Regions from separate parts of the Homo sapiens genome. Here all the other regions are linked to region 3. Evidence: chromatin loops called from intact Hi-C (ENCODE). Cell type or tissue: ascending aorta. All regions are shown on one strand. Region 1 holds the start of MIR140 (microRNA 140). Region 2 overlaps WWP2 (WW domain containing E3 ubiquitin protein ligase 2). Region 3 overlaps WWP2 (WW domain containing E3 ubiquitin protein ligase 2). Region 4 overlaps WWP2 (WW domain containing E3 ubiquitin protein ligase 2).

What was found. Hi-C counts contacts between places; a loop is a spot of excess contacts. Peaks named below come from ENCODE experiments on the same cell type or tissue, not always from the same donor. Only the 100,000 strongest peaks of a DNase experiment are listed, where the experiment ranks them.
Region 1: a loop joins it to region 3, with 6 times the contacts of the local background. A loop is called at or near these places in 102 of 110 quality-filtered maps.
Region 2: a loop joins it to region 3, with 1.9 times the contacts of the local background. A loop is called at or near these places in 53 of 110 quality-filtered maps.
Region 4: it touches region 3 in a loop (2.4-fold over the local background); 27 of 110 quality-filtered maps call a loop at or near these places.

Annotation. Positions count from the first base shown.
Region 1 is chr16:69,927,185-69,935,184 of GRCh38, forward strand. WWP2 (WW domain containing E3 ubiquitin protein ligase 2) reads left to right here. Exons shown (of 24, transcript NM_001270454.2): 12 at 2,264-2,345; 13 at 2,946-3,074; 14 at 3,968-4,043; 15 at 4,325-4,396; 16 at 4,618-4,706; 17 at 6,786-6,945. It overlaps MIR140 (microRNA 140), which reads left to right and starts at 5,897; the gene lies at 5,897-5,996. RefSeq lists silencers at 3,119-3,276, 6,478-6,668. In ascending aorta, CTCF peaks have their summits at 3,209 (motif pointing left) and 3,411; DNase peaks (open chromatin) are centred at 417 and 3,147; H3K4me3 peaks cover 3,581 bases; H3K27ac peaks cover 8,000 bases.
Region 2 is chr16:69,855,376-69,863,375 of GRCh38, forward strand. All of the region lies in intron 6 of WWP2 (WW domain containing E3 ubiquitin protein ligase 2), which reads left to right. Among named protein-coding and RNA genes, the nearest start is that of MIR140, 74 kb to the right of the region's middle. In ascending aorta, a CTCF peak has its summit at 4,421 (motif pointing left); DNase peaks (open chromatin) are centred at 4,399 and 6,496; H3K4me3 peaks cover 1,203 bases; H3K27ac peaks cover 5,966 bases.
Region 3 is chr16:69,792,798-69,800,797 of GRCh38, forward strand. WWP2 (WW domain containing E3 ubiquitin protein ligase 2) reads left to right here. Exons shown (of 24, transcript NM_001270454.2): 3 at 5,885-6,032; 4 at 6,377-6,498. Among named protein-coding and RNA genes, the nearest start is that of WWP2, 34 kb to the left of the region's middle. In ascending aorta, CTCF peaks have their summits at 3,886 (motif pointing right) and 5,826 (motif pointing right); no DNase peak of the experiment used is centred here; H3K4me3 peaks cover 1,648 bases; H3K27ac peaks cover 1,367 bases.
Region 4 is chr16:69,843,843-69,851,842 of GRCh38, forward strand. All of the region lies in intron 6 of WWP2 (WW domain containing E3 ubiquitin protein ligase 2), which reads left to right. Among named protein-coding and RNA genes, the nearest start is that of MIR140, 85 kb to the right of the region's middle. In ascending aorta, a CTCF peak has its summit at 4,970; a DNase peak (open chromatin) is centred at 5,409; H3K4me3 peaks cover 629 bases; H3K27ac peaks cover 3,144 bases.

The DNA of each region.
Region 1 (8,000 bases), 130 kb after region 3:
TCTCAGATCCTTGGGGATCTGTGTTGGCTGCCCCAGGGCTGTGGCTGGGGCCGGCTCCCCAGGGCTCACCGAGAATGAACAGGAAGAACAGCCAGACCAAGTGAGAGTGATCGGCAGCTTGCTAACCCAGCCTGCTGGTGTCCCTCTCTGCTGCCCCAGGAGAGACCCCGCATCTTCCCCACACACTGCTGTGGGACTCAGGACACCTCGGGTTCAGATCCACATCTGCCCTCGGCAGCCCTGACCCTGGGCCTGTGGCTGAATATGTCTGAGTCCCTTTGTCCTAAAATGAGGTCGAGCCAGGTGTTCCTGGGGTCTTTCCCAGCCCCCAACTGAAACTGAATGCCGCGAGGCAGCCAGCCGGCCTTGGGAGGCCTCCACACAGCAGCAGTGCCAGAAATGACGACACAGGCCTCAAGCCCGCTGGACAGATCCCCCTGGCCCTGTGGTTAGCCTTGGCTTTGGCCCTTAACAGGGCAGACGTGGAGGATCTAGTTCAAAGCAGTAGCTTCGGGGCTGGGAGCAGCCCCTCCCCTGGAAACCTCTTGGGAAGCCTTCCTTCTGTGTGTTCTGAGGTGGTGGTAGCTCTGTAACAGCTCTGGGCACCTCCTGTTCTTTCTTTCCTTTGGCTTTCTTTTATTTATTTTTTATTTACAAAATAGAGATGAAGTCTCGCTGTGTTGCCCAGGCTGGTCTCGAACTCCTGGGCTCGAGCGATCCTCCTGCCTCAGCCTCCCAAAGTGCTGGGATTACAGGCGTGATCCACCGTGCCCAGCCTGTCTTTATTTTTATTTTATTTATTTGTTTTTCCAGCTTTACTGAGGTATGATTGACAAATAATGTCTGTTTGTAAAATTTCAGTCGAGTCATAGATACCAGGTAAGGCAGAGAGTGGGAGGGAGACTGAGGCCTTGGTCTGGTGTTGGGAGCACTGCAGCTCGAGTCTTGGAGTCAGGAGGGGGTTGTTGCACTTCCCTGTTCTGCTCCTTTTTCAGCTTTCTGGTTCCCTGTAGCTTCTGGAACTGATTATTTTTGTTTCTTTAATGCTGCCCTGTCTTGTAAAAGGAGAGCCATTAGCATCATTTGTTTTCAGGAGAGAAGCAGATTTGAAGGCTCAGGAACTTCCTGGGAAAGGTGACCTCTTTTGAGCCAAGAGCTTTACCCCCTAGTTTTTTGTTTTTTTTTTCTCCTGTCTACCTGGAGCTGAGAGGTTATCCCTTTCAATCCCTCTCAAGGTCCAGAATCACCAGCTAGGGTTGGGTCTGCCCCTGGAGCACAGACTCCTCCCTTGGGGACCCCAGAGCCCTTATCAGTATATCAGTAAAGGGCAAGAGAACAGAGATTGTTCAGAGCAGAGGAAAAGTGTATTTGTTCCCCAGCCCCACTCCATGAACATTCCCCTGTCTCAAAGCACATACTTAGGCCTAAGAACAGGATAGGCAGGCCAGGCACGGTGGCTTATTGCCTGTAATCCCAGTACTTTGGGAGGCTGAGGCGGGAGGATCACTTGAGGCCAGGAGTTCGAGACCAGCCAGGACAACATAGCGAGACCCTGTCTTTATATAAAAAAGAAAAAAAAGATACAAGTCTAAGAAGAGGCTGGGCAGTGTAAGTGTCCTCAGCCCCAGATATCATTTATTTGCTTATAAGCAAGAAAGAGGCGTGCCAGGGTATGAGAGTTTTAGAACAAGACTTAGCCTGTAAGTGGGAGAAGAGGGAGAACTTGGAGGGTACAGGGGCGCAGGGTGCAGAGCACTGATCAGAGAGGTGCGAGGGAAATGCAGCCACTCCATAAGGACCACGCCCTGTAGGACAGAGGCGCCCAGGTTAGCTGCATGCAGTGCAGAGGGTCCCAGGACCAGGGATCAGCTGTGAGGGACTTGGGTGGGGGGCCTGGCGGGTTAGGGACTGCCCGGCTTCCATGCTGCACACAGCTGGGAGCAATTATGCCTCTGGTTTGAGCTGTGCTGCTCCCTCTGGGTGGCCACACCACCCCCTCCCTCCGACCAATCAACCAAAGAAGTGCTTCATCTCGAGTTGGAAGTATGTCACCCCCGCCCCCCACCACCAACAAGGAAGGACCCTCTTTGTCCCTTTCCCAGTGACAAGTGTGAGTGAGCTTGGCTTTGGCTGGTTCTTCTCTAACAGGCTGACAACAGGGAGATAAACTCAGACCCAGCACCCAGGAGGTGGGAACCTCAGGGAAAGGACACCGGCTCTCCGTGTTTGAATCTGATGTTCTTTCTTTCTTCTCATGTGGCAGAGAAGAGACAGGACAATGGACGGGTGTATTACGTGAACCATAACACTCGCACGACCCAGTGGGAGGATCCCCGGACCCAGGGGTAAGGACTTGGGCTGAGAGGGGGGCCGGGCTGGGCTGGGTCTCTGTGCAGCTCCAGCACTGGGCAGGTGGCTTTGGACTGCATCGTCCCAGAGGGCTGATGTCAGGGACCTTTAGCCACACACAAGTGTCTTGAGACTCTCACCGTACAGATACACTGTTGGCCTGATGAGAGCTTAAAAGGGGTTTCTTAAATAGACCTTCCTGGTGGATGGAGGGCGGCCCGGCTGGCGGGTGTTGCTGGTCTCCATACTGATTGTGCTGGCTGCTGATAATTGGATTGCAAAAAGGTTGAGGGCATCCTGGTCTCCCAACACCCCCAAGTGAAGCTGTGCTGGGGCACAGGGTGCCTCAGGATTGCTGGTGGCTGCTCAGTCCAATGCCATCCATGCAGGGCTGGGTTTTTGGCCATGAGATAATAAGTGACCTCTCCGTGCTGCAGAACTGTTCTCACGACTTGGGTCATGCTTCTTGGGTGCATGTCCTCAAAGTCCCTCATGGGCTCTGCAGAGACAAAGCCACACTTTGAGGACCCAGCCTCCAACCACCAAGGTCCAGAAGGTGGGGCCAGCCCTTCACCCTTTTCTTCCCGTGTTTCCAGGATGATCCAGGAACCAGCTCTGCCCCCAGGATGGGAGATGAAATACACCAGCGAGGGGGTGCGATACTTTGTGGACCACAATACCCGCACCACCACCTTTAAGGATCCTCGCCCGGGGTTTGAGTCGGGGTAAGGACTTTGTGCAGGTAGCAGCAGTGTCAGGAGCCGAGGCCCAGGCTGTCCTTGTTCTGGCTCTGGGAGGCCCACTTTGGGTGGCCCCTGTGGTGCGTTCTACTGCCCTTACTGCCCTCTAGTGGCCAATGTTGATGTCATATTAAAGGGGATGGGAGGATAGCTTGAGCCCAGGAGTTTGAGACCAGCCTGGACAACATAGCGAGACCGTGTCTCCACAACAATAAAAAAGATTAACCAGGCTGAGAAAAATGGCAAGACCCCATCTCTACAAAAAAAAATTAAAAATTAGCTGGATGTGGTGGTGCATGCCTGTAGTCCCAGCTACATAGGAGGCTGAGGTGGGAGGATCCCTTGAGCTCAGGAGTTTGAGGCTGCAGTGAGCTATGATGGCACCACTGCACTCCAGCTCAGGTGACAGAGTGAGTCCCTGTTTCTAAAAAATAATAATACATTTAAAATTAGCTCGGTGTGGTAGCACACTCCTGTAGTCCTAGCTACTTGGAAAGCTAAAGCGGGAGGATCGCTTAAGACCAGGAATTCGAGGCCGCAGTGAGCCATGATCACACCACTGCACTGCAGCCTGGGTGACAGAGCAAGACCCCGTCTCTAGAAAACGAACAAACAAATAAATAAGATGGGATGGGGAGGAAGGGACTATCCTGTTTATTCCGAATGACACTAGAGTTATTTCTCTAAAAGCAAGAAGTCTGGCTTTATTTCTAGATTTTCTTTTTTATTCTTCAAGGATCTTAATGACAGTCACTTCCTCACCTTACATTACTAATCTTTAAATTAACATAGCACCAGCTTTCCTTAGGGCTGACAAAGACAAATTGTTCATTTTCTGAGAAATCGCATGAACCCCTGAACATCTTTGCTCTTCCTAGGACGAAGCAAGGTTCCCCTGGTGCTTATGACCGCAGTTTTCGGTGGAAGTATCACCAGTTCCGTTTCCTCTGCCATGTGAGTTCTGGTACTGGGGCTCCCGTGGCAGTTGGGGTTATTGAGTTATTTCAGTGTGAGTTCCCGGCACAGCAGCAGGTATCGGAATGTTTGTGTCTTAGGCGGGCGCAAGACACTTGTCTAACCCGGAGCTGGCTGTCTCTAGGAAGCTAGTTTTCATTCCTAGGGCACATGCTATTGCCTCCTGGCCCAGCAGGCTGGGGAATGCCTGTTCATACAGACAGGAGAACAGATGACCACTTGAGGCTCGATTTAAAGTTCTTTTCTTTTTTTTTTTTCAGTCAAATGCCCTACCTAGCCACGTGAAGATCAGCGTTTCCAGGCAGACGCTTTTCGAAGATTCCTTCCAACAGGTTAGATCATGGTGCCCGAAACCAGTGGCAGGCCGACGCCCTCCTCCCAGCACCCCATCTCCTATCGCGTGGCCTGTTAAACCCACACTGCAGACTTTCCAGGGCGTGAGTCTTGGTGACTGTGTCTGCTGGATATTGGGCCTTAGAGTCCCCTGTCCCTCCCGCCCCTGCCTGCTGTGGAAGGGAGAGTGGCAGGCTGGCCCGATGCTCTGTCTTCCCAGATCATGAACATGAAACCCTATGACCTGCGCCGCCGGCTCTACATCATCATGCGTGGCGAGGAGGGCCTGGACTATGGGGGCATCGCCAGGTGAGCTTGAGTGCCCCGGAAGGCTGCCCTGTACCCCGCTTCCCCAGGCTACAGCATCAATGGCCAGAAAGCTGCCTGCCCCCTGCTCACATTCCCTCCCAAAGCTCTCATGCATCTTCAGGAATGGGCACAGTGTGGCATTCAAAATACGTGAACCCGCCAGGCGCGGTGGCTCACGCCTATAATCCCAGCACTTTGGGAGGCTGAGGCAGGTGGATCACCTGAGGTCGGGGGTTCGAGACCAGCCTGACCAACATGGAGAAACCCCGTCTCTATTAAAAATACACAATTAGCTGGGCGTGGTGGTGCATGCCTGTAATCCCAGCTCCTGGGGAGGCTGAGGCGGGAGAATCGCTTGAACCTGGGAGGCAGGAGGTTGCAGTGAGCCGAGATCGTGCCATTGCACTCCATCCTGGGCAACAAGAGCGAAACTCCATCTCAAAAACAAAACAAACAAAAAAACAAAATACGTGAATCCATGTGGCCAGTCCATTGGGCCTGGAACAGGGGCCTGGGGTGCCCCACTGGGCTGGACATTAAGCCTTTAGTTACTGGGTCATGAGGCGACGGAGGACTCCTGGGAGGGGCGAGAGCTCAGTACAATGGCTCTGTTATCTACCAATGTGTCATGTTTCTGTACTTTAACAACCAGGCCAGCAGCATCTGGGCAGTTGAATATAGGGGCCATGTGGTCATCCATTAGAGTTGACCCTGGGATCCCCTCCTCTTAAGGCAGCCAGGGCAGGTGAAGTCAGGTGTCCCCGTGTGGATAAGCTGTGTCACGATCCACAGGGCCTTGAGCAGGGCTCAACTGCATGTCACATGCCTGGGGTCAGTAAAACTGTAACGGCTTATGTCACCCTAAAAAGAGTCCAAAGCATTGTCTTGCCTTCACCCTGGTCCACCCATAAAAGTTAACAGGCCCTCTGGGAAATGCTGCCTTGGACAGCAGGGCAGAAGGGCCCCGGCAGAGAGAGAGAGCGCTGTGGCCCGCAGCGACCTCTCCGCTCGAGACCTCTCCCGGTGTGGGCATGTCTTCCCGCTTGGTGTTGGGTTAACTTGCTTCTGGTCCTCTGTTCGGTGGTGGCGTTGCCTTCTGCGCTGGCCCCGTGGATGGATGTTCCTTTTTTCCGTGGTGACCTCCTCTCCAGGCTCTGCTTGGTGGGCTTCTGGTGTGGCCGCGCCCTGTGTGTGTCTCTCTCTGTGTCCTGCCAGTGGTTTTACCCTATGGTAGGTTACGTCATGCTGTTCTACCACAGGGTAGAACCACGGACAGGATACCGGGGCACCCTCTGCGTCGACGGACTCCTCGTCTGCCCAGCCACAAACAGCCCAGCAGCTGGGGACTGGCCCCCTTGGGACATCCCCTTGCTGGTTTAGCTCAAGCCCAAAAGGACTCTGAATTCATGCCTGAGGCTCGCACCCAGGGCACGGGTGTTGGTTCAGATGAATGCGTGGAAGTGTGGGAACGGGGATGGTGTTGGGGTCTGGGGGTGAAGGGAGGGCAAAGTGCAAGAGTGTTGCATAGCTGGTGGGCATGAGGTTTCTCATCTGAAGGCAGCATGGATTACATTGTCATGGATCGGGGTTGGAAATGTGTTGCTGTGTATTTACGTTATGTTGCCCGCCCAGGTAGAGTGGAAACAGGGTAGTTACTATTCAAACAGAACCTTTGCAGAAAAATTATTGTAATAAACATGCATCGTGCCCTTGTGCAGTGCACAGCCTAGGCAACTGAGCATGGTGACCCAGGGTACAAGGACCCCCTTTACCATTAGAAGCTCTGGATATTGTGATGTAAAGTCTTGGAACACATCACCTGGGAGCCGACAATCACACGTTTTCCCAAATATCATCCTCAAATGCAGTTGCCGCCCTGGTTCACTGTAGGTCTGAGCCTGCCCTGTTCACTGACCAGCTGTTCATATAGGTTAGCCCGGGTGCTTGTCACAGGGCTCGACTCCCTGGGACACGTGTCCCCATACTAACCTGAGACACGATGGTGAAGAGACACAGCTCCTGTGCAGATGTGCACGAAGGGACCCATTATTCTTGTCTTTTCTGTCTCTTCCCTCACAGAGAGTGGTTTTTCCTCCTGTCTCATGAGGTGCTCAACCCTATGTATTGTTTATTTGAATATGCCGGAAAGAACAATTACTGCCTGCAGATCAACCCCGCCTCCTCCATCAACCCGGACCACCTCACCTACTTTCGCTTTATAGGCAGATTCATCGCCATGGTAAGGGGGCCCCAGGGGTCTGCCTAGTTCCCTCCTCCTCTCCCTCCTCTTCCCTCTCCTGGTGAAGTGTGCCAGGGGCACCAGGGGAATCTGCTCTTTCTCTGAGACCTCCAGGAAGGGGCAGCATTGGAGGAGGCCCTGGGCCTGTTCACCAGGAGGCAGCGTGGCGTGAACGGCAGCCCCCGTGGACTGGCTCACCCTCTCGGGGCTCCACCCTTTGCCCCCATAGAGCTCGTAACCTAAAAATGCAAGAAGCTAGAGAGAGTTCTGGAGAAACCAGAGCTTTCTCAGTGGCTGCCCTGTAGGTAGTGAAGAGTTTCCATGTTGCTTTGTACAGGACTTGTCAAGAGGGAGCCCAGGGTCGCTGGGCCACAGACTTTACTGAACATTAAATATGTGCTCTGTTGAGGGCCTTGGGATGACAGGGCCAGGTGAAACCATAGCTGCCCACCTGCTGCCTGTCTCTGGGAGGTGACACTGTCACGGCATTTGGGAATGTCCCACTGAGACACTAAGCCTTCTGGAAGGGCATTTGGAATCAACACTAGTGTAGAACAAAACGTAAAGTCTGTGGCCCAGAGACCCTGGGCCCCCTCTTGACAAGTCCTATGCAAAGCAACATGGAAACTCTTCAGTACCTACAGGGCAGCCACTGAGAAAGCTCTGGTTTCTCCAGAACTATCTCCAGCTTTTTACATTTTTAGGTTACCAGCTCTATGGGGGCGAAGGGTAGAGCCCAGAGAGGGCGCGCCAGTCCATGGGCGCTGCCGTTCACGCCACGCTGCCTCCTGGTGAACAGTAGACTGGCTGGTGCAGGGTGTAGGGACATCTGTCAGAAAGTGAGCCAGTTCTGGGGAGGGGCGTCCCAGCGTCTGTATTTAACTGGAAAGAGGGACACAATGTGAATATGGAAAGGGAGGTCCTGCCACGTGCCCCGTTGAGGGTCCTGGGAGCGTGGAGAACCCGGATTGAGAAGCGGAGCCCGTGGGAGGCACAGCGCGGGAGCCACATGCATAGCTGGAGATGTTTCAATTCTCCTTTCCTTCGCTTCTTCC
Region 2 (8,000 bases), 63 kb after region 3:
GTCACCAAAGCCCCCCTGACCTGTCTGCCAGTTTAACATCATGGACTAGTCCTCTCTAGAAACATTTTGTGCCTTGGTTTCTATAATAATGCAGAATCCCAGAGTGTTCCTTTTTTCCCTTGGTTTTATTGATTTTTATTACTTAAAAAATGAGTTTGATTCATGCGAAAAATATGTATAAATGTATCATATAAGAGCCGGTTGCAGTATTAAATAGGGCAGTCAAGAGAGGTGTTGTTGAGAAGGTGACTTTTAAGCAAAGATTTGAAGGAGGCAAGGAATGTAACCATGAGGATATCTGGGGAAAGAGAGTTTGGGCAGAAGAATGGCTGTTGGAAAGGCCTTAAGTTAGGAATGTGCCTTTGGAGTTGAAGGAACAGTGGAGAGGCCAGTCCCACTGGAGAGGAAGGGGAAGTGGAGTCATAGGAAGAGATGACACTGGTAAAGGGTGGTGCCAGATCATTCTGATGAATTTCTGCTTTATGTATTTCGAGGTTATTTCATTGGATCTAGAGTACAATTTGACATATGTCTTATGGATGAATAGAACGTTTTGGCCTTATCTTGTTATTCTTGTTTTTAGTGCTTTTTCTCTTAAAATTTATTTGGTCTGAAGCCAGGCACAGTGGTATGTGCCTATAGTCCCAGCCACTGGGGAGGCTGAGCTGGGAGGATTGCTTGAGTCCAGGAGTTCGAGTCTAGCCTGGGCAGCATAACAAGACTCCCATCTCTAAAAAAGATGTATATTTATTTGGTCTGACAAATAAAAAGTAACTTAACAACGTGAATGACTCTTAAAAGTATTAGGCTAAGCTTAAGAAGCCAGACATAGAAGCTTATGTTCTATATGATTCCATTTATATAACATCCTGGAAAAGGCAAAATTCTAGGGACAGAAATCCAATCTGAAGATGTGGGGGCATTGGAGGAGGGATTGACTGCAAAGGGGCACAAGGAAATTTTGGGAGCAATGGGAATGTTCTATGTCTCAGTTGTGGTGATGGTAACACCACTATAAACATTTGGTAAAACTTGCCAAATTGTACCCTTAGAAAGGGTAAATTTTACTCTATGTAAATTATACCTTAATTTTAAAAATCATTAAAAGACCCATTTGGTGGCCAGGTGCGGTGGCTCACGCCTGTAATCCCAGCACTGTGGGAGACTGAGGTGGGTGGATCACGAGGTCGGGAGATCGAGACCATCCTGGCCAACATGGTGAAACCACATCTCACTAAAAATACAAAAATTAGCTGGGTGTGGTGGCATGTGCCTGTAGTCTCAGCTACTCGGGAGGCTGAGGCAGGAGGATTGCTTGAACTTGGGAGGTGGAGGTTGCAGTGAGCTGAGATCACGCCACTGCACTCCAGCCTGGGTGACAGAGGGAGACTCTATCTCAAAAATAAAAAATAAAAAAAAAATACAACAACAACAACAAAACCCGTTTGGTGTGACGTTAACCTAACTATCCCAGCTTCCTTTTGTTTTGTGTCCACTTGGCATATTTTTTTCCCTATTCATTTCATTTTAACCTATTTGGTACTTATATTTTAGGTAGTGTTTTTTTGTAACAGCATTTAACTAGAGTTTTAAAAAACCATATGATTTTAAACTGTCACAGTTCATTTATGTTTCTCGTGATTCTTGATATCTTTAGAGTTGTTTTCTTCCTCTTGTTAATTTCTGTCTGTCCTACAGTTTCTGTTTCCCATCTTTGACTAACTTTCCACTTTTTTTACTTTTTTTGAGACAGAGTCTCACTCTGTCGCTCAGGCTGGAGTGCAGTGGCGCCATCTCGGCTCATTGCAACCTCTGCCTCTGGGGTTCAAGCGATTCTCCTGCCTCAGCCTCCCGAGTAGCTGGGCGCGCTCCACCACGCTCAGCTAGTTTTTGTATTTTTAGTAGAGATGGGGTTTCACCTGTTGGCCAGGCTGGTCTCGAACTCCTGACCTCGTGATCCACCTGCCTTGGCCTCCCAAAGTGCTGGGATTACAGGTGTGAGCCACCACGCCTGGCGTAACTTTCCACTTTCCACTGTGTTTGGTCTGCCTTTTCAAGAAAAGTCTTGATGGGTTGAAGGTATCTTTGGCTCCCTGACTATTTGATAATGGAGTGTGAAATTCTGCATCCAGTGGTGTGAAGAGAGCAAGAGCTCATTGACTGGCTCCCGGCCTGAAGGTTTTCTGTTTGGCCTTATGCTGAGTTTTATATACAGCATGTCTATATTTTGGGTCTACTTTGTGTGTTTTGTGTTTTCAAATGGCCTTTGAAGGTCAACTCTTTTTTTTTTTTTTTTTTTTTTTTGAGACAGGGTTTCGCTCTGTCACCCAGGCTGGAGTGCAGTGGCACAATCACAGCTCACTGCAGCCTCGACCTCCCAGGCTCAAGTGATCTTCCCACCTCAGTCTCCCAGGTAGCTGAGACTACAGGTGTGCGCCACCATGCCTGGCTAATTTTTAAATTTTTTTTTGTAGTGACAGTGTCTTCCTGTGTTGCCTAGTCTGGTCTTGGATCCTCTTTCCTCAGCCTCCCAAAGTGTTGGGATTATAGGCGTAAGCTACCGCATCCGGCCTAACAGTACAACTCTATAACGACAAAATGACACAAAGAAAATTTAATGAAATTAGTGAAAACCTAGAGTAGGATGTGGTGCAGATACTCATTATTTTGTAGTGGAGAATGGGAGATTAGGGCCCGGTTGGTTTTGTTCCTTTTCTTTGAAATTTTACCTTTAGAACCAGTAAAAAAAAAAAGTTTTCTTTTAAATAAAGTTATACATTTTTCTTTACACTTAGAAAAAGGATGATGAATTGGAGACTTCCGAGGAGTTATTTCTTCCACCTGGTTTGTGGTTTTTTTGGGGAGGAAGGGGCTTGGGGGAAGTGGTGCTGAAGCTTTCACTCAAACACCAGGCCACGGCTCTGTGTGCCTCATTCATCTTTGTGTCCCCAGCAGGACCTAGAATAGTGCCTCACTGCACGTAGTAGCAGCTCAATAAATATTTGCTGAGCTGAAAGAGTCTCGTGTTCCTGCTCTTCATTCGCCAAAACTTCTGGGTGGGTCATGTTGCTGGTTTACGTTCCCTGGCGCCTTGACTCCTGAGATGCGATAATTTGAGGACCACAGAGAAGAGGGGGCGCCCTTTATCACAGCCGCCTTGTGCTTGCAAGGTGAACCACCAAGAGTGTGCTGGGGTCCCACTGCCTGCACAGTCTCTGTGGCTTCATCTGTTTTTTTCTTCATGATTGATATTTCTGTGTTGAATGCTTTTCACCGACTGTTCTTTTCAAATCCTTGCAGCTTTTAAGGTTAGTATTGGAATCAGAGAAGAATTGACACATAAATAAGTCTTGTTTGGGAAAAGAAGGTGTAAAGTCCGTGTACTTCAACTCTGCCAGAAAAGAATGTTACTTACCCTCTAAGAATAGGTAATATCTCATTTATACTAGGTGTTCAAATTCCCAAGTGATTATTGAATCTTAGGATTGAGTGTCTCCTTGAGGACATTAGGATCACTGGAATGCTGCTCCTTCGACATGGGCACTGGATCCCACAGAGTGATGCCATAACTGTATGAGGGCTGCTGAACTAGACCAGCAAGAACTGGGTCAAGGCTGTTCCCTAGTCATGCATGTATTTGAGAGTTCCATCTTCTACTGTGGAAATTGAATTGTCATTTATTTGCATTCATTTTCTATTGCTCTGTAACAAATCACCACAAACTCAGGGCTTAAAACAACACCATTTATTAGCTCACAGTTCTGTAGGTCATAAGTCCAGGATCACACGGCTGACTTTTCCCTTCAGGGTCTCACAAGGCCAAAATCAAGGCTCTGGCAGGACAACATTCTTATCTGCATACACTGGGGAAGAATTCATATCAAAGGTCATTCAGGGCTGGGCACAGTGGCTCACGCCTGTAATTCCAGCACTTTGGCAGGCTGAGGTGGGCAGATGGCTTGAGTACAGGAGTTTGAGACCAGCCTAAGCAACATAGCCAAACCCCATCTCAACAAAAAAAATACAGAAATTAGCTAGGCATGGTGGCGCATGCCTGTCATCCCGGTTACTCAGGAGGCTGAGGCGGGAGGATCGCTTGAGCCCAGGGAGGTCGAGGATGCAGTGAGCTGTGATTGCACCACTGCACTCCAGCCTGGGCGACAGAGGGAGACCCTGTCTCAAAAAAAAAGAAAAAGAAAAAAAAAGTCATTCAGGTCCTTAGCTGAATTTAGTTATTTGCAGTTGTAGGACTGAGGTGCCCATTCCTTGCTGACCATCAGCGGGGGTCCCTCTCAACTCCTTAAGCTTCCCCCTGGCCCCGACCCCTGCATTCCTTCTCACGGTGCCCCCTCCACCTTCGAGCCAGGAAAGGAGTGTCAGATCTCCCTGTGATTTGAATCTCTCTGATTTTCTCTCCTGCCACCTGCTGGAGAAGGCGCTCTGCTTCCAGGAGGTGATGTGATGCTAATTAGACTGAGAGAGCACCGCCCCCCACCCCCGCCCCGCCCGATGATCCCCTTTCTTAAGGTCTGCTGTGGTACACGACGACATACTTGACGACATACTCAAGGGTGTGGCACCTTGTCATATTCACAGGTTTTAGGCATTGGAGGGGGGCTAGAGTGAGAGGGATGTCATTTTAGAAATTCTCCCCACAGTAGAAAGACTCTCTCTAATGGGCCAGCCATGGTGGCTCAGACCTGTAATCCCAGCACTTTGGGAGGCCGAGGTGGGAGGATCACTTCACCTTAGGAGTTCAAGACCCCCATCGCTATAAAAAAAAATCAAAAAAATTAGCCAGGCGTGGTGGTCCGATTCCATTCTTTAAAGGAGTCGGGGAGGTGATGAGTGACTGGATTGGAAAGAATATGCAAAGTACTGGAGGTTACAGGCCCAAGAGTGATTTTGAACCTGACAGCTTGCATCTTTCCTTCATTCAACAGATATTTCCTGAATCCTACTGTGGGCCAGGCACACACTAGGTGCTGAGTCTCCAGAGGTTCACAAAACAAGACATGATCTCTGCCCTCATGAATGTGTAGTGACACATAGCAGTGCCATAAAGGGAACAATTAGGATGTTATGAGAGAATGAAAGGAAATTTACTGTAGCCTGGGAGATGAGGGACATTTGGACTGAGATTTGGCCTAGGAATTTGGCCACCTGGGTGGAAAGTCCAGGAAGAGAATGCCGGGCAAGTAGATCAGCAAAGGGTCTGACTCTCCCTTGGTAGGGGTCTAGAGAGGTATTTTGAGGGATGTCCATTGAACATATTCTTTTTGGAGCCTGCCTCCGTCCTGCTGAATTCCTGCCTTGTGATTTGTCGTGTCAGAACACTTAGAAATAATGCTCTACCCAGCTCATGCCTCTAATCCCAACACTTTGGGAGGCCGAGGCTGGAGGATTGCTTGAGGCCAGGAGTTTGAGACCAGCCAGGACAACATAGCAAGACTCGATCTCTAGTTAAAAAAAAAAAAAGGAAAGAAAGAACACTCTAATATACTGTAGTCCCCCATTCATTCAAGGTCCTGTGTAGTCCTTTCTGGTCTGGAGCTATAGTAAAAGGAGGCAGTGAGTGGGCCAGATTCAAACAGGGAATGATGCCAGTAGCGAGAAAGTGAAGAGGCTTTTCTGGCGCACCTGTACAGGTTGTGCTCTGCATTCCTTGGGGGCCAGCCCCATGGAGATTCCTCCTGTGCACAGTGGAGGTTGATGGGGATGCTCATCTCCTAAGCGGCAACAGTGTCCTATGCACTCATAATTCAGGGTCAGGGGATCTCAGGTCATAGGACAAATCACAGGCTGCTGTCTCTGTTCAGGGTACCTCAAGCCATCAATGGCCACGTTGAGCAGGTGAACACTTCCCCTCTGAACTCTCTAGCTCTCTTTGAAGTTTGGGAGGGCATTTGAGCACTCTTCTCAGCTAAGCCCAACATACGGCCTGGAAGTAGATTGGACAAGTCACCATTTACTATACCTTCTCTCTCAAGGTGAGTTTTTTTAGTCTAATGAAATTGCCACCTTTGAGAAGGTTGCTCTGTACTCTAGGGTGCGCAAAAGGAAATTGTTTGTCTTCCGGAAGTCTTTCTGTAATTTAGAATGGACTTGGCAGCGATTTTATTTTTACCTTCCCTGTCATTTGTGAGGCTGGCAGTCCAGAGGTAGGGTGTGGAATGGAGCCGTAAATTGCGCTTGCAGTGACCAGAAGGGGCCCATTTTAACTCTAATTGTGCCTTTCCCGGTTCACTTCTCCTTTTACCCGCCCTCTCCTTTTTTTTTTTTTTTCTAATCCACATTTGAGTGGGGAGGAAGAATTGAGGGGGGTGCAGGTGGGAGTAGGTTTATTTATTGGCGCTTCTCTGGGTGGTGGACACTGTTTCTTTTCCCATTACGGCTTCCTTTTTTATTTTTTCATGCTTCTATTTTAAGTGCCTGTTTCTTTCTGGTTCTGTCTTGCTGGAAACTGGCCCAGCTCCACTGAATTTTTTTTTCCATGCAGCTATTAAAAGACAATGACCAGTTAAGAGTGTGCTCAGAGGAAGGACAGACTTGAGGTGGGGAGCCCTCTTGGTTCTAGTAATCCTAGGCAAATACCGCTTACCCGGATTGGAATGTGAGAGGAGTTTTATTAGGTAATTTTACTTTTTGTGCCTGTTTTATAGGAGGAAAATCAATAATCAGGTTGTTTTGTTTTGTTTGTTTGTTTTGAGACAGACTTTCGCTCTTGTTGCCCCGGCTGGAGTGCAATGGTGTGATCTCGGCACACTGCAACCTCAGCCTCCAGGGTTCAAGTGATTCTCTTGCCTCAGCCTCCTGAGTAGCTGGGATTACAGGCATTCGCCACCATGCCCGGCTAATTTTGTATTTTTAGTAGACACGGGATTTCTCCATGTTGGTCAGACAGGTCTGGAAGTCCCGACCTCAGGTGATCCACTCACCTCGGCCTCCCAAAGTGCTGGGATTACAGGCGTGAGCTACCGCGCCTGGCCCTTGTTTTGTTTTTTTGAGATGGAGTCTCGCTGTGTCACCTAGGCTGGAGCGCAGCAGCAGGATCTCTCTCAGCTCACTGCAGCCTCCATTCCCCAGGCTGGTCTCGAACTCCTGACCTCAGGCAATCCAACCACCTCGGCCTTCCAAAGTGCTGGGATTACAGGCATGAGCCACCATGCCTGGCCAGTAATCAGTTTTTATACCTTGAAACTTCTCTTTTGCTGAACTTGAATACCAGTGGGCCTGAATCTGGGGTCAATGAACCTCCCTTTCATATTCTGGGCCTCTTTTACCAAGATAGAAAAGTATGCTTGGAACCTGGTATCCAGCCAGCCATGAATTCTTTTTTTTTTTTTTTTTTTTTTTTTTGGAAACAGGGTCTCTTGCTCTATTGCCCAGGATAGAGTGTAGTGGTGTGAGTGTGATCACAGCTCACTGCGGCCTCGACCTCCCCAGCTCAAATGATTCTCCCACCTCAGCCTCCCGCATAGCTGGGATCACAGGCACTTGCCACTATACCTGGCTAATTTAAAATAATTTTTTATGGAGACGAGGTCTCCCTGTGCTGCCAGGCTGGGTTTGCACTCTTGGGCTCAAGCAGTCCTCCGCCCTTGGCCTCCTAAAGTGCTGGGATTACAGGTGTGAGCCGCCACCCCCGGCCTAGCCATGAATTCTCGGCATTTGGGAGAGATATGTCCCTAGTCTTTATAGAATCCTACATGTATTAATTTAGAAATGTTTGTAGGGTCTTGAATTTTGCCTGAATCACATTCCCATCCACATTCTTGCTGTTTTTTTGACCATACCCTCACGCCATACCTGCCTTCTACAACTTTTGCTCACTTTTACATTTTCTCCACAAATGGCTTTTTTAAATTATTAAGTTACTATAATTTACAAACAGTAAAATTTACCCTTACTAGTGTATAGTTCTGTAAGTTTTGACAAAAGCATACAGCCAGGTAGTCACTATCATAATCAAGATACAGAAAGGCTGGGCGTGATGGCTC
Region 3 (8,000 bases):
CCTCCTATCTCAGCCTCTCGAGTAACTGGAACTACAGGTGTGAGCCACTACACCTGGCTAATATTTTATTTTTTGTAGATTTGGGGTCTTGCTGTGGTGCCCAGGCTTGTCTCGAACTCCTGGGCTCAGGTGGCCCTTCTGCCTCGGCCTCCTAAAGTGTTGCAATTACAGGGTGAGCCACTGTGCCTGGCCTTTAAACCGAATCTAATCATGAGGAAACAATTGTAATCACCCAGTGGGTTCTTCTTGCCCACTGCACAGATAAAATAAATTCACTGCTGGGCGCGGTGGCTCATGCCTGTAATCCGAGCACTTTGGGAGGCCTAGGTGGGATCATGAGGTCAGGAGTTCAAGACCAGCCTCGCCAAGATGGTGAAATCCTGTCTCTACTAAAAATACAAAAAAATTAGCTGGGTGTGATGGCAGGCGCCTGTAATCCCAGATACTTGGGAGGCTGAGGCAGAGAATTGCTTGAACCTGGGAGGCAGAGGTTGCAGTGAGTCAAGATTGCACCACTGCACTCCAGCCTGGGTGACAGAGCAAGACTCCATCTAAAAAAATAATAATAATAAATAAATAAATTCACTGGGACTGTAGCATTGCATTAGAGAAAGAGTTTAATTGACACAAAACAGGCCATATGGGAGACAGAGTTATCACTCAGATCAGTCTTCCTGGAGGCTCAGAGATTAGGGTTTTTATAGACAATTTGACAGGTAGGGGACTAGGGAATGGGTGCTGCTTATTGGTTGGGGATGAGATTATAGAGGTGTGGAAAATGGTCCTGTGCTGAGTCCACTTCTGGGTGGGGCCACAGGATAATTTGTTTCACGAGTCAAGTCACGGGCCCAGGCAAAGTCAGTAGATTGCCAGAAAGAAAAAATCTCAAAAGACCAACCTTAGGTTCTGCAATAGCGATGTTATCTATGGGAGCAATTGGGGAAGTCACAAATCTTGTGACCTCTGGCTTCATGACTCCTGAGCAGTAAGGGATTATAGAAACTATACCTACCTCTTATTAGAATTCAAGCCCCTCCCATAATCCTAACCTTGTGGCTGTTGATTAGTTTTACAAAGGTGGTTTCGTTTTGGGAAGGGCTGTTATTATCCTTGCTTTTTTTTTTTTTTTTTTTTTTTTTGAGACAGGGTCTTGCTCTGTTACCCAGGCTGGAGTGCGTTGGACAATCTCAGCTTACTGCACTTTCTGCCTCCTGGGTTCAAGCGATTCTCGTGTCTTAGCCTCCTGAATAGCTGGAACTACAGGCGTGCGCCACCACGCCCGGCTAAGTTTTGTACTTGTAGTAGAGACGGGGTTTCACCAAGTTGGCCAGGCTGGTTTCAAACTCCTGGTCTCAAGTGATCTACCTCCCTTAGCCTCCCAAAGTGCTGGGATTACAGGCATAAGCCACCATGCCCAGCTATCCTTGCTTTAAGATTAAACTATAGGCTGGGTGTGGTGGCTCATGCCTGTAATCCCAGTACTTTAGGAGGCTGAGGCGGGTGGATGACTTTGAGCTCAGGCTTAAAGTTTGAGACCAGCCTGGGCAACATGGAAACCCTGTCTCTACAAAAAATACAAATATGAGCCAGGCATGGTGGCTCACACCTGTAGTCCCAGCTACTTGAGAGGCTGAGGTGGGAAGATCGCTTGAGCCCCAGAGGTGGAGGCTGCAGCGAGATGAGATTGCACCACTGCACTCCAGCCTGGGCAGCAGAGGGAGACCCGGTCTCAAAAAAAAAAAGAAACTATAAACTAAATTTCTCCCAAAATTAGCTTGGCCCATGCCCAGGAATGACCAAGGACAGCCTAGAAATCAGAAGTAAGATGGAATCAACTATGTCCGATTTCTCTGTCATAATTTTGCAAAGGCAGTTTCACAATTAGAAAAATGTAGAATTTGCTGCATTCTTTAAAACAGCTGGTGGAAGTCTTTAAAAATCATTGTTGCCTTGGCAAAGCTGCTGGGATTATAAAAGAAAAAAACCAAAAAGTTAAACAAACAAAAATCATTGCCATGGAAAAGAAGGGAGGATGTTCTAGATTTTAAAAGATTAAGGAGATAGTAGCCACAGGCAATTTGTATATATTGATTAGGTACTGAATTGGGGGAAAAATGGCTTTAAAAATATGTCTGGGGACTGGGCAGTAGCTCATGTTTGTAATCCCAGCATTTTGGAAAGCTCTGGCGGGTAGATCGCTTGAGTCCAGGTGGATTCCTTGAGCCCAGGAGTTCGAGATCAGCCTGGCCAATGGGGTGAAATCCCGTCTCTACAAAAAAAATTAAAAAGTTAGCCAGGCGTGGTGTTGCGCACTGGTAGTCCCAGCTACTCAGGAAGCTGAGGTGGGAGGATCGCTTCAGCCAGGTAGGTCGAGGCTGCAGTGAGCCGTGATCGTGCCACTGCACTCCAGCCGGTCTACAACTTACTTTTTAATGGTTTTACCTAGGAAAAAAAATGCGGATACACACACACACACACACACACACACACACACACATACACAGAGACATAGATGGCATTTATCTATAACCTTTGGTGTCCAATAGAATAGTCACTGTAGCCACATAGAACTGTTTACACTTAAATTACAATTATATAACATTTAAAAATCATATCCTTATTTGCACTAGCCATATTTCAAGTGTCAATAGCCACATGTGTCTCATGGCAATGTATTGGGCAGCACAGATGTGGAACATTTTCGTCATCATGGAAGTTCTCTTGGGTAGTGATGCTATAGACACATAGAACAGAAAGCAAATGTGGCAAAATGATAACAATTGGTGAAGAGTATACAGTATTTATTGTTCTATTTCAATTTTTCTATAGATTGGAAACTTAAAAATAGGAGGTTTTTTTTTTTTTTTTTTTTTTTTTTGTGAGAGTCTCTCTCCATCACCCAGGCTGGAGTGTGGTCTCAGCTCACTGTAGCCTCCGCCTCCTGGGTTCAAACAGTTCTCATGCCTCAGCCTCCTGAGTAGCTGGGACTACTGTTGTGCCCCACCACGCCCAGCTAGTTTTTGTATTTTTGGTAGAGACAGGGTTTAGCCATGTTGCCCAGGCTGGTCTCAAACTCCTGGCCTCAAGTGATCTGCCTGCCTCGGCCTCCCAAAGAGCTGGGATTACAGGCGTGAGCCACCATGCCCTGCTTCAAAATAAGAGTACTAAATGCCAGTATGATCCTAGATTGGGGCCTGGACCAGAACAAATTTTTTTTTCTTTCTTTTTTTTTTTGCGATGATGGGCATCGATAGGACAATTGGCAAAATACGAATAAAGTCTGTAAATTAAATATTAGTATTATAAAAAGTTAAATGTCCTGATTTTGATAATTGTGCTATTGGTTATGTTAAAAAATGTGTTTGTTGGGAAATACACCCAGAAATATTTAGGAGTAAAGGGGCACAATGTCTAGAGCTTACTCTCAGAGTTTCAGGAAAAAGTGTGTATGTGTATGAGCGCAGATACTTCTCAACTTACAGTGGGGTTACGTCCTGAAAAACCCATCATAAGTTGAACATATCGCAAGTTGAAAATGCATCTGATACTCCTAATCTGCCGAGCATCATAGCTTAGCCTAGCCTACCTTAAATGTGCTCAGGACACTTCGATATCCCGCAGCTAGGCAAGATCATCTGGTGAAGGGGTACACGGCAGAGTATCAATTGTTTGCCCCTGTGATCACGTGGCTGACTGGTGTTGCGGCTCACTGCCGCTGCCCAGTAGTACCGCATATGACTATTCTGCGAAAAGACCAAAATTCAAAATTTAAAATACAGTTTTTACTGAATGCATATCGCTTTCGCACCCCTGTAAAGTCAAACGTCCTAAGTAATGCACCATTTGTAGTCCCTATTTTTTAAAGGCATGTAGATTCATGCTCTTACCACCAGGTGGCCTCAGTTAACCTTGGTCCGTGTGTAAATCACTGCACCTCATTTTTCTACCCTGGGCCATGCCTCAGTACCACAAACCTTTGTCCCTAGTACTGTTCCCTTGTCGCTTCTGAATCTTAGCCACAGCTGATTTTTTATCTGTTGTCTTCCTCCCTTCTGTTCCTTTGGGGCCAGAGGAAGATAGTTACTGCTATAAAAAATCTGAAGGTGAATTTGGCCTTTGCCAAGTTGTAGACACCATTGTAGGACTGTCACCTTTCAGAAGAGTCTGGGAGGGAGGGATTTGCTTATACTCAAACAGGGAAGCTCAGGCTAGGATAGACTTGCCATTACAGGCAAGGGAGCATCAGTTGTATCTCTGATTTGGGGCAGGATGGGAGACGTCTAGATGTGTTTTACCCTAGCGACCTGGCGTTTCCACCAGGGGTAATATACACTAGGATGTCTGTCTAGCTCCTCGGTGTGATGCTTGTGTAGCTTTGTACTCCATGAGTCTTTGGCTTGCTGGTCCCAAACGAACATCAGAATTGTTGCCACATGAAGGCTATGAGCGGAAGAAGAAATGTAGATGACTAACGACACATGGCAAAAATATTCAACCTTGCTGGTAATCGAAGAACAGCAATAGAACAAATAAGTAAAGTTCAATAATAATATGCAGCATGATGTGGAATCAGACCGGCCGGGTGCACAGTCTGGCTTGTAGCTCCCTGGCTATGTAGAGTGGGAGAGTGACCTTGCCTCTCAAGCCTGTTTTCTCCTGGGTAAAATGGGGTGATGATATATTCCCTGCCTCATGGGTTTGTTGTGAGGATTCAGTTAGAAAATGTATGCACATGGCAGAGGGTCTTTAATAAGTACTCATAAAATCTTAAATATTATCTTTATTTATTTCAGTTAAAATTTATAAATTGGCCAGGTGCGGTGGCTCACGCCTGTAATCCCAGCACTTTGGGAGGCCAAGGTAGGCAGATCATCTGAGGTCAGGAGTTTGAGACCAGCCTGGCCAACATGGTGAAACCCTGTCTCTACTAAAAATACAAAAATTAGCCAGGCACGGTGGCGGGCGCCTGTAATCCCAGCTACTCAGGAGGCTAAGGCAGGAGAATTGCTTAACCTGGGAGGCAGAGGTTGCAGTGAGCCGAGATTGTGGCATTACACTCCAGCCTGGGCAACAAGAGCCAAACTCTATCTCAGAAAAAAAAAAAAAATTATAAATTTTGTTATGTTCCCAGGCTGGTCTTGAACTCCTGGGCTGAAGCAGCCCTCCCACCTTGGCCTCCCAAAGTGCTGGGATTCCAGGCATGAGCCGCCACGCCCGGCCTTAGCTGTTGTCTTTACACCATGCGTTTTTAACCCATGGATTTGCAAAAAGTGAACAAGCATATCCCTTAGCACTCTGTGATGTCTGGTAAAATGAATATTCTCCTGTAGCACTGATGGGAGGCTACATGGGTTTACCTTTCTTGGAAAGGAATGGGCAGTTTTAAGAACTTTAAAAAGTGTTCGTATCCTTTGGAGGAATACTCAAGAAAGGCATGCAGATGTATATGTTCACGGTAATTTCCCCAGAGCGAACAATTGCAAGCAGTCTATTCGACAATGAAAGAATAGTTAACATATACCTATTATGGGCTTGTATTGCAGTCATTTAAGAGTGACTTATGGGGGTGAAGAATTTTTAAAGAATTGAATAAATAAAAGATGAAAATCTGGAAGGCAATTTACCAACGATAAATTGGTGATGATGATCACTGGCAGTTATCCCAGTGGTTTCAGGTTAGGGATTTTTTTTTTTTTTTTACACTTCATATTTTTTTTGGTGTGTGTACTCACATTTCTTTAAAAAGTTTTTAGAATCAAGACAAAACAAAATGTATTGATTTATTTTTTAAAGCAATAACTAAAAAGAGCCGGAACATCTGCCACAGGGGGGCATCTGGGAGCCCTGGGACTCATCTTTGACTTTTTCTTTCTTTCTCTCCCAGTGGTGTCCGCAAAGCCCAAGGTGCATAATCGTCAACCTCGAATTAACTCCTACGTGGAGGTGGCGGTGGATGGACTCCCCAGTGAGACCAAGAAGACTGGGAAGCGCATTGGGAGCTCTGAGCTTCTCTGGAATGAGATCATCATTTTGTAAGAGAAAGCCCCTTCTTTTTGAACGCAGCAAGATGGGGAAAGAGAGAGGGTGCTCCGAGGGGGTTGTGGGAGGTACAGATTCCCTGTGGCACCTCCGACTTTTTCTACCTATGGTACCCAAGGTGACTCTTTTTAGGTGTTCCTACACCATTGAGCTCATAGAGCGTTCATTATTATCTAGAGGGTTACAGGGTCAGCTTTGAGAGGGGAAAGGATATATGTGGGTGTCTGCCTGTTTTGGTTCCCCCTCCCCAAGATGTCAGCAGTTTAGTTTAAATGTTTTCTTCTAAGTTATAGGAATGATCTGCTTGGATGTAATGAATCAGGTATTTGTTTTTCAGGAATGTCACGGCACAGAGTCATTTAGATTTAAAGGTCTGGAGCTGCCATACCTTGAGAAATGAACTGCTAGGCACCGCATCTGTCAACCTCTCCAACGTCTTGAAGAACAATGGGGGCAAAAGTACGTATGATGAAGGGGGTGCCGACGTGATTCTTGGGTGGGGATGGGAGGACCTGGCAGATCAACCTGGTATTGCAATTTCCCCCAGGACTAGGGGCTGCAGTACCTCTGTTCTCCTTGGATGCTGTCTTTGGAGTTTTGGGAAGGCTGAGGGCTCCTCTCTGCCTCCACTACAGAGTTTAGCCCTCTTTGTCCAGGGCCTCTAGTAATGTGATGCAGTGGTGTGTTGCCCTTTATCCTTCCTTAGGGACTGGAAACTTTCTGTCTGCCTCTGCTCCTCTTCCCGTTGCAGGAGATGTGTGATATGTTGAATGAAACTGTCAAATACCTCTAGCCTAAATCATTGCTTTTCTAGCCTCAGCCCTAAAACAGAACAAAGGAGCTGTGTGTATACGTATATGTGTGTGTGTGCATGCCTGTGTGCATGTGTGCACGTGTGTGTCTGGGATAGTATTACAAATAGTGCCCTGTGCTTACTCGGCACTCAGTAAACATTTACTGGATGTTGGAACGTGATGGACGCGCCATCTGAATTAGCCAACGTGCCTCTACGTCACGGACATATAAATCCTCATCTATTTATTGCTGTTTGTGGTCAGTGGCATGGCCCATGGCGGTGGTATTGGACCCTCCTTCATAAGGCCTCTATTCAGAGCAGTACCATATGTGGCGAATGAATGGCATGGAAAGAAAGGCTCCTTTTTCTCTTGATATCTGGAAAGTATTTTCTGAAAGTGGATGTAGCTTAAGAGAGAGGTGGGGGCGGGGAGAGTTGCGTCCCAGCGAGCGTGTTACATGATTTAAGAGTCTTTCTTTTCTCTCCAAGCCTGTCCTTTTAAGCGATGGGCCACTTGAAAGGTCTTTGAGCCTCCTCTGGTCTTTTCTTTTCGGCTGGGCACATAGAGATGTGCTGAACCCACACTGGCCCGAGGAATTGTTTAAAACCAGAGATGTGCCTCCACTTTAATCCTGCAGAGAACTCCCTGATTGCTTTGTCTTCTGAATTGGTGTTTATTTTCCCAAACCCTAGCCAGCCTTTTGTAATTTGATCATCAGGGAGAATTCTATTTATTGCAATATTTGGAAATATACTTGTGGATAGCCTCACATTAGGATGCAGCAACCAGCATGAGGGTCCTTTTTTCCTCTTCATTTGCCCAGCCAATATACTTTTGCTTTTGGTTAGCAAAAGTCCTTGTAGAAATTGTAAATTACAGAAAGAAAACAAAATTTGCCCCTAAGCACAGCACCTAGTAATAGTTATTGTTTTTTCTTTTTTTTTTTTTTGAGATGGAGTCTTACTCTGTTGCCCAGGCTGGAGTGTAGTGGTGCAATCTCGGCTCACTGCAACCTCCGCCTCCCAGGTTCAAGCGATCCTACCACCTCAGCCTCCCAAGTAGCTGGGATTACAGGCATGTGCCACCATTCCCAGCTAATTTTTGTATTTTTAGTAGACATGAGGTTTCACTGTGTTGGTCAGGCTGGTCTTGAACTCCTGACCT
Region 4 (8,000 bases), 51 kb after region 3:
TGAGACTATGTCTGTAAAAAAAACAAAAAAACAAAAAAACTTCCCAAACAGACCCTAGGGAGGGGGAATAATGCTTTGAAAAATGGAATATGATTTTAGCCAATACCCGCAGCATCTTAAAAGATCCCTCTGAGGACAGCTGTCAGCTTCTCCAGATTTGGTTGTTTTGTGGGCTTATGAGGTTGTGGTGACTGGCAAGTGGCGGGAGCAAGACAAGATGGACGTTTGGATCTTTTTTCCGTACCTTTATTAGAAGCAGAGATGCCATTTCCCCATTCTCTTTTCTCCAAGTCACTGTAAAGGCGTTGCCTCACTCCCAAAGACCAGTCATGTTTTCCGTGTCTCGGTAGGTGACTTACAATAGTTGGGTCTCACGGGGTGATGAATGACAGTGTAACTGGCAAATCTTGTGTCAACAAAGCCATGATGGGCACCTGGAACTGGAGGAAACAATTTCTTAAGCTAGAACAGCGGTGGGCGAGGAATACTTGAGCATTTCACTCTTTTAGAGAGGAAGGAATACTTGAGTATTTCACTCTTTAGAGAGTGATGCCTTCTCAGCTTTGGTGCTAGTAACTACATCTTAGTCTTTTAGCTGAGTTGGAAAGTTTGTCTCAAACACACCCATATAACTTAATTTGGGGCTCAAAGTCAGATTCAGCTATTAACAAGTTTGGATCTAAATTCTTGACCTATTTACTGGTCTCTGAATTCCTCTAGTTGATCGACCTTGAAATTCAGAGATCCTGTTAAACCTCGTTTGTTGTCATTGGTGTTGAGAATGACACCAGGTCATCGGTGTTGCAGCAGCCAGGCTGCAACAGGAAATCGGATGCATTTTGGCCCATCACACGTGGTAGACATTCAGTGCTAGTTAGTTACTGGTGAGCAAGGTACCTTCCGATAGTGTAAGCCTTATCGGAGTCCTCTGCAGTCTGTTAGCTGCTGCAGGCTTTTACTACGTGTAGCATCTGAGTTTTCCCTGGCCTCTGCCATCTAAGTAACTATTCATTCTGCACTCACATGGAACCTGTTGCCATTCAGCAGGAAATATTTTTGCAAATATTATCCAAAGGCTGTCTCTTTGCCTCCTTAAAAGCCCCCTTTCCACTTTGCTGTTGCAGGTATGAAGGTCACTGTGCACACATGCTTATGACTGTAGGCGGTGGCCAAGGAGTCTATTGGATAAAGGTGTAGGGCTTTGGAATCAGGAGATGCAGATCGAATCCTGGCCTGTCATTTACTTGCTATATGATTTTGGATAAGTCACAAAACCTCTCGGATCCCCAGTTTTTTTCAGGTGTAAAGTGGGGGTATCACCTGTCTCACAGGGTTATTGTGGGAATGAACTGAGATGAGGCATGTCAGTCAGAGGGCCTTACACAACGGGAGCACTCGGTGGAAGTGGCAGTGGGTTTTCTTTGTATCTGGAGACTCGTTTGTGCATGCCTACCCCCCTTCCCTGCTAAGCCTGGGAAGTGAGGCATTACCGGTGCGTTTACATCAAGGACTGTAGTTGGGAGGTGATGAATCAGACCTTTGGGATCAAGGGCAGTCCTTTGCTGTCCTTGCTTTCTGGGGGCAGAGAGAATGATGGGCTTCTGCCTGCTGTCTCCCAGACTAAATATTTAGCTTTTGCTGTCTGAAGGGTAGGTTTTTCTTGGACTTGGGTGCTATTCACTGTGATCAAACAAAGGTGCTCTGACCTGCCCATGAAGGTGAAGACTGCGATGTCAAAGCAACCCTTTCCTCTCCTTCTTTCCTCTGCTTGGTAAAGCTGTAGAACTGGAACTGTGAAAGGGTTTTATCTGAGGGGTTCATTCGTCCAAGCTCATCCCGCAGAGCACCACTTGCTTGCTAAGCAAGGTCTCACAGCTCCATTTCTTAGTGGGATCTTGCCTCTTCTTCAAGAATAATCAGATGAAGCCTGGGCGTGGTGGCTCATGCCTGTAATCCCAGCACTTTGGGAGGCTGAGGCGGGCAGATCACTTGAGGTCAGGAGTTTGAGACCAGGCTGGCCAACATGGTGAAACCCTGTCTCTACTAAAAGTACAAAAATTAGCCAGGCATGGTGGTGTGTGCCTATAATCCCAGCTACTCAGAAGGCTGAGGCAGGAGAATTGCCTGAACCTGGGAGGCGGAGGTTGCAGTGAGCTGAGATCTAGCCACTGCACTCCAGCCTGGGTGACAGAGCCAGACTCCATCTCAAAAAAAAAAAAAAAAAAAAAGAATACTTATCTGGTCTGGCACATGGAAGCCAGCATGGGACTGCCACCAGCAATTCATGCGGCATACATTTGTTTGCCCACAGACTGTGTTAATATGGAATCAGAGGTCTGATTATGTAAAGAAAGAGTTATATCATAAATTGTCATACACTCTTATAATGGAATACTGTCTCACAGTAAAAATGGGTGAAAAATGGTTATATCCATATGGTGGAATCTTAGAAACATAATGTTGAACAAGAGAAGCAGGTCATAGAAAACAGTACCATAGTAGGATGTCATACGTAGAAAGTTGAAAAATGCAAAGCCAAACAATACATGTTGTATGGATACCTTCAGAGGCAGTAAAACTATAAAAAATGGATGGGGCTGGGTGTGGTGGCTCACGCCTGTAATCCCAGCATTTTGGGGAGGTCGAGGCGGATGGATCACTTGAGGTCAGGAGTTCAAGACCAGCCTGGCCAACATGGCGAAACTTCTTCTCTACTAAAAATATAAAAATTAGCTTGGCATGGTGGCGTGCACCTGTAATCCCTGCTATTCGGGAGGCTGAGGTAGGAGAATCACTTGAACCCCCGAGGTGGAGGTTGCAGTGAGCCGAGATTGCGCCACTGCACTCCAGCTGAGTGATGGAGTGAGACTCTGTCTCAAGAAAAAAAAAAAAAGAAAAAAGAATGGGAATAATGAATCCTGAATTCAGGAGGTTATCTTGGGAGGAGGCAGACAGGTGTAATGAGAAAAGAGTACAGAGAAAGTTTCTAAGATACTGGTCATGTTGTTTCTTTGCCTGGGTGGTGGCTCCCAAGTGTTCATTATTTTATTCTTCTTTAAACGAAATATATATTTAGAGTCTTGCTCTGTCACCCTGGCTAGAGTGCAGTGGCTCACCCACAGCTCACTGCAGCCTCAAAATCCTGGGCTCCAGGGATCCTCTTGCTTTAGCCTCCCAAGTAGCTGGGACTACAGGTGTGTGCCAGGCCCTACACCTGCTGCCAGGCTCTTTTTATTATTTATTTATTTATTTTTAAATTTGAGATGGAGTCTTGCTCTGTCGCCCAGGCTGGAGTGCAGTGCCACGATCTCGGCTCACTATAAACTCTGCCTCCCAGGTTCAAGCAATTCTCCTGTCTCATCCTCCAGAGTAGCTGGGACTACAGGCACATGCCACCATGCCCGACTAATTTTTGCATTTTTAGTAGAGACGGGGTTTCACCATATTGGTCAGGCTGGTCTCAAACTCCTGACTTCAGGCGATCCACGCACCTTGGCCTCCCAAAGTGCTGGGATTACAGGCATGAGCCACCATGCCCTGCCTTTTTATTTATTTTTCTTATTTTTTTTTTTTTTAATTTTTTTGAGATGGAGTTTCACTCTTGTTGCCCAGGGTGGACTGCAATGGTGCAAACTCAGCTCACTGCAACTTCTCTCTCCCAGGTTCAAGCTATTCTCCTGCCTCAGCCCCTGAGTAGCTGGGATTACAGGCATGCGCCACCATGCCTGACTAATTTTGTATTTTTAGTAGAGATGGGGTTTCTCCATGTTGGTCAGGCTGGTCTCGAACTCCCGACCTCAGGTGATCTGCCCGCCTCGGCCTCCTAAAGTGCTGGGATTACAGCTGTGAGCCACCGCGCCTGGCCAGGCTCTTTTTAATAACCCATTCTTGCAGGTTCCCAACAGAGAGAACTCACTCACCCCCATGAGAGGACATTAATTTATTCATGAGGGATCCACCCCCATGACCTAAACACCTCCCACTAGGTCTCACCTCCCAACTCTGCCACATTGGGAATCAAATTTCAACATGAATTTTGGTGGGGACAAACTGCATCCAAACCATAGCAGGGAGTCAAGTTGGAATGAAGCCCACAGGACTGTCTGTGAGTGGAGCTGCTCCTCCTAGCACCTCACGACTTCCTCTGGCTTGAATAACTGGCTCCTCTGTCTAGAATCTCAGTAAAATTTCCATAGTCATACAGGGAAATGGAACAACAACAACAAAATGAGAAGAATGCATTTAATTTGCTTTTTGATTCATAAAATTTTTCATTAATAGGGATTAACATAAGGGATCTTAGTTAAGAAGCTGTCAGCTGGGCGCAGTGGCTCAGCGTGCAGGCTGGGTGTAATCCCAGCGCTTTGGGAGGCTGAGGTGAGTGGATCACCTGAGGTCGGAAGTTCAAGACCAGCCTGACCAACATGGAGAAACCCCATCTCTTCTAAAAATACAAAGTTAGCCAGGCGTGGTGGCGCATGCCTGTAATCCCGGCTACGTGGGGAGCTGAGGCAGGAGAATCACTTGAATCTGGGAAGTGGAGGTTGTGGTGAGCCCAGATCGTGCCATTGCACTCCAGCCTGGTCAACAAGAGCAAAGCTCCATCTCAAAAAAAAAAAACAAACAAACAAGAAGCGAAGTGTCAATAGCTAGGTGCAGTGGCTCATGCCTGTAATCCCAGCACTTTGGGAGGCTGAGTTGGGAGGATTGCTTGAGCCCAGGAATTTGAGGCTATAGTGAGCCAAGATGGAGACCCTGCAATCCAGCCTGGGCAACAGAGCTAGATGCTGTTGCTAAAAAAAAAAAAAAAAAAAAAAAAGAAGCTATATATAGAGCCTTCAACAATTTATTTTCCTTTCTTATGTGTATATGTATTTAAGCTATTTTGTTTAAGAATGCATGTGAACGCACATGAGAGAGTGTGTATGTGTGTGTTTGTGTGTGCATGTAGGCCTGGGGACCTTGGATTTGCCTGTGGCCCTCATCAGCTGTCAGTAGTGGCCAGTGTTGGTCACAATCTGCATTTTAAGATGTCTTTCCCAGTGATTTTTTTACATGGAAAAGTTTCAGAGCCTCTTAGATAGTTTTCTTTCTCACTCCTTTACTCTTCTTTTTTTGTCCTGCTTTGATGAAAACATATCAGATTTATTGGCTCCCTTGCCTTGGCATTAACGGCCTCTGAAGATTTAAAAGATCTGTAATCTCGGAGACTTATAAAGCCTAACCGTCTCCGGTGAGCTCTAAATAGATCATCAACTGTGTCTGCAGACAGCCTATCCCAGAAAGGAAAGAAAAATAAACTCAGGCGGGTGTGAGTCCACTGTGAACACTTCAGGAAGTCCTGGGAGGGCCGGGGGAGAATTGGGAAGCAGAGCTAGCAGGGAGGAGGGGTGGAGGGTGGATAGGAGCTGAGCCTTGGGCACTAGGCCATTCTCACAGTCATTGTTGGCTGGCGGTTGCCACCCCTCCTTCCACTGAGGTGACTAAAGGCTGCTTGATTGGGAACTGCAGTTATTTAGAGATGTTGCCCTGTCAGCAGGAAAGTCCTCCCATGCAGTAGCTTATGCTTAAAATCTGGGTATTGCCTCATTTCTGTTGCTGGGGAAGACAATGGAATAAGTGTTATTTATTTATTTATTTATTCATTCATTCATTCATTCATTCATTCATTCAGTTATAATTAAGACATAGTCCCTGCTCAAAGTCCCTGCTTGTAGGCAGGGCTTTCTTCTGAGCAGTTGGTAAATATGGAATAGGATTGAGACAGTGGTCAAGGGTCCCACTGCATTCTCCAAGCCAGACGTTGAAAAGTAATCATGGCTGGGCATGGTGGCTGTATGCCTGAGTCCCAGCTCTTTGGGAGGCTGAGGCAGAAGGATCGCTTGAGGCCAGGAGTTTGAGGCTGCAGTGAGTTATGATCGTGCCACTGCACTCCAGCCTGGACAACATAGGGAGACCCTGTCTCTTAAAAAAAAAATCATGGAGATTAATTACACACTCATTTATACATTGGTTTATTTTGCATCAATTAAAATGATACATGGTACCTTATTATACATTTATTTATTGCATAGATATTTATTTGGCATTTACTCTGTATGAGCCTAGAGAGATGTTTATAATGCCAGATGTGGCATGCGCCAGAAAGCTGGTTATAAACTAGGAGGAAGGAAGGCAAATCTCTGCCGTTGAAGGCAATATTCACTTGATATACATGAATGCCAGGCTCTGAGCTGTCGTGGTGATTAAAAGATGAAAAGTCGGCCGGGCGCAGTGGCTCACGCCTGTAATCCCAGCACTTTGGGAGGCCAAGGTGGGCAGATCATGAGGTCAGGAGATTGAGACCATCCTGGCTAACACGGTGAAACCCCGTCCCTACTAAAAATACAAAAAAATTAGCCGGGCGTGGTGGTGTGCGCCTGTAGTCCCAGCTACTCGGGAGGCTGAGGCAGGAGAATGGTGTGAACCCAGGAGGTGGAGCTTGCAGTGAGCCGAGATCACACCACTGCACTCCAGCCTGGGCAACAGACTGAGACTCCATCTCAAAAAAAAAAAAAAAATGATGAAAAGTCAGGGTCCCTGACATCAGGGAGTGTCTCTAGTAGGAGACAGATGCATGGATGAGTTAGAGTCTAGTGTGATGGATCCATGGTGATGGTATGTACACATGCAAGAGGAATGTAGTGGGACATTACCTAGATATGCCTGGGAGATTTGGGGAAGACCTCCCACATTTGAGCAGTATTTTGAAGGAGTTTGCCAGACCGACGAAGTGGGGTTCAGGGATGTCACTGCAGGCAGAGGGTACAGCATGAGTGAAGGCAAGGAGGAGTAAGAGAACTTGATGTATTTGAGGAAATAAAAGTCATTTAGAAATGTTGACATGTAAGATATTAGGGATGATAGCGTAGCAAACTAGGGTTTGCAGGCTGAATCCAGCCTGCCATCTGCTTTTTTGTTGGTGTTCTTGTTTGTTTGTTTGTTTTTGCTGGGTGAAATCTGCCGTGTTTTTTTTAGAGCACTTTTAGGTTCCCCCAAACATATATACTCTCTTCCCCACTATCAACATCCCCCACCAGAGTGGTACATTTGTTAGAATGATGAGCCTGCATTGACACATCATTGTCACTCAAAGTCCAAAATGTATATTAGGTTTCACTCTTTAATTTTTTTTTTTTTTTTTTGGACAGAGTCTCGCTCTGTCATTCCACTGGCTGGAGTGCAGTGGCTCAATCTCAGCTTACTGCAACCTCTGCCTCCCAGGTTCAAGTGAGTCTCATGCCTCAGCCTCCTGAGTAGCTGGGATTACAAGCATTCACCACCATGCCCAGCTAATTTTTTTTTTTTGTATTTTTAGTAGAGATGAGGTTTCCCCATGTTGGCCAGGCTGGTCTTGAACTCCTGGACTCAAGTGATCCACGTGCCTTGGCCCTCACATGTATCCACCATTACTCTGTCATACAGAGTAGTTTCACTGCCCTGTGCTTCATCTATTCATCTCTCCCTCCCGTCCCCAGCCCATTGTAACCACTGATATTTTATTGTCTGCATAGTTTTGCCATTTCCAGAATGTCGTATAGCTGGATCATAGAGTATATAGCCTTGTCAGATTGGCTTCTTTCACTTAGTAATTGGGATTTACGTTTCTTTCACGTCTTCTCATGGCTTGATATTTTGGGTACTGAATAATATTTCATTGTCTGCATGTACCACAGTTTATCCATTCACTTTTACATTCCTCCTCCACAGTTTATTCATTCATTTACTGGTTGCTTCCAAGTTTTGGCAATGATGAATAATAAAGCTGCCATAAACATTAGTGTGCAGGTTTCTGTGCAGATAAAAGTTTTCAACTCGGTCGGGAACGGTGGCTCATGCCTGTAATCCTAGCACTGTGGGAGGCCGAGGCAGGCATATCGCAAGGTCAAGAGATCCAGACCATCCTGGCCAACATAGTGAAACCCCATCTCTAGTAAAAATACAAAAAAAAATTAGCTGGG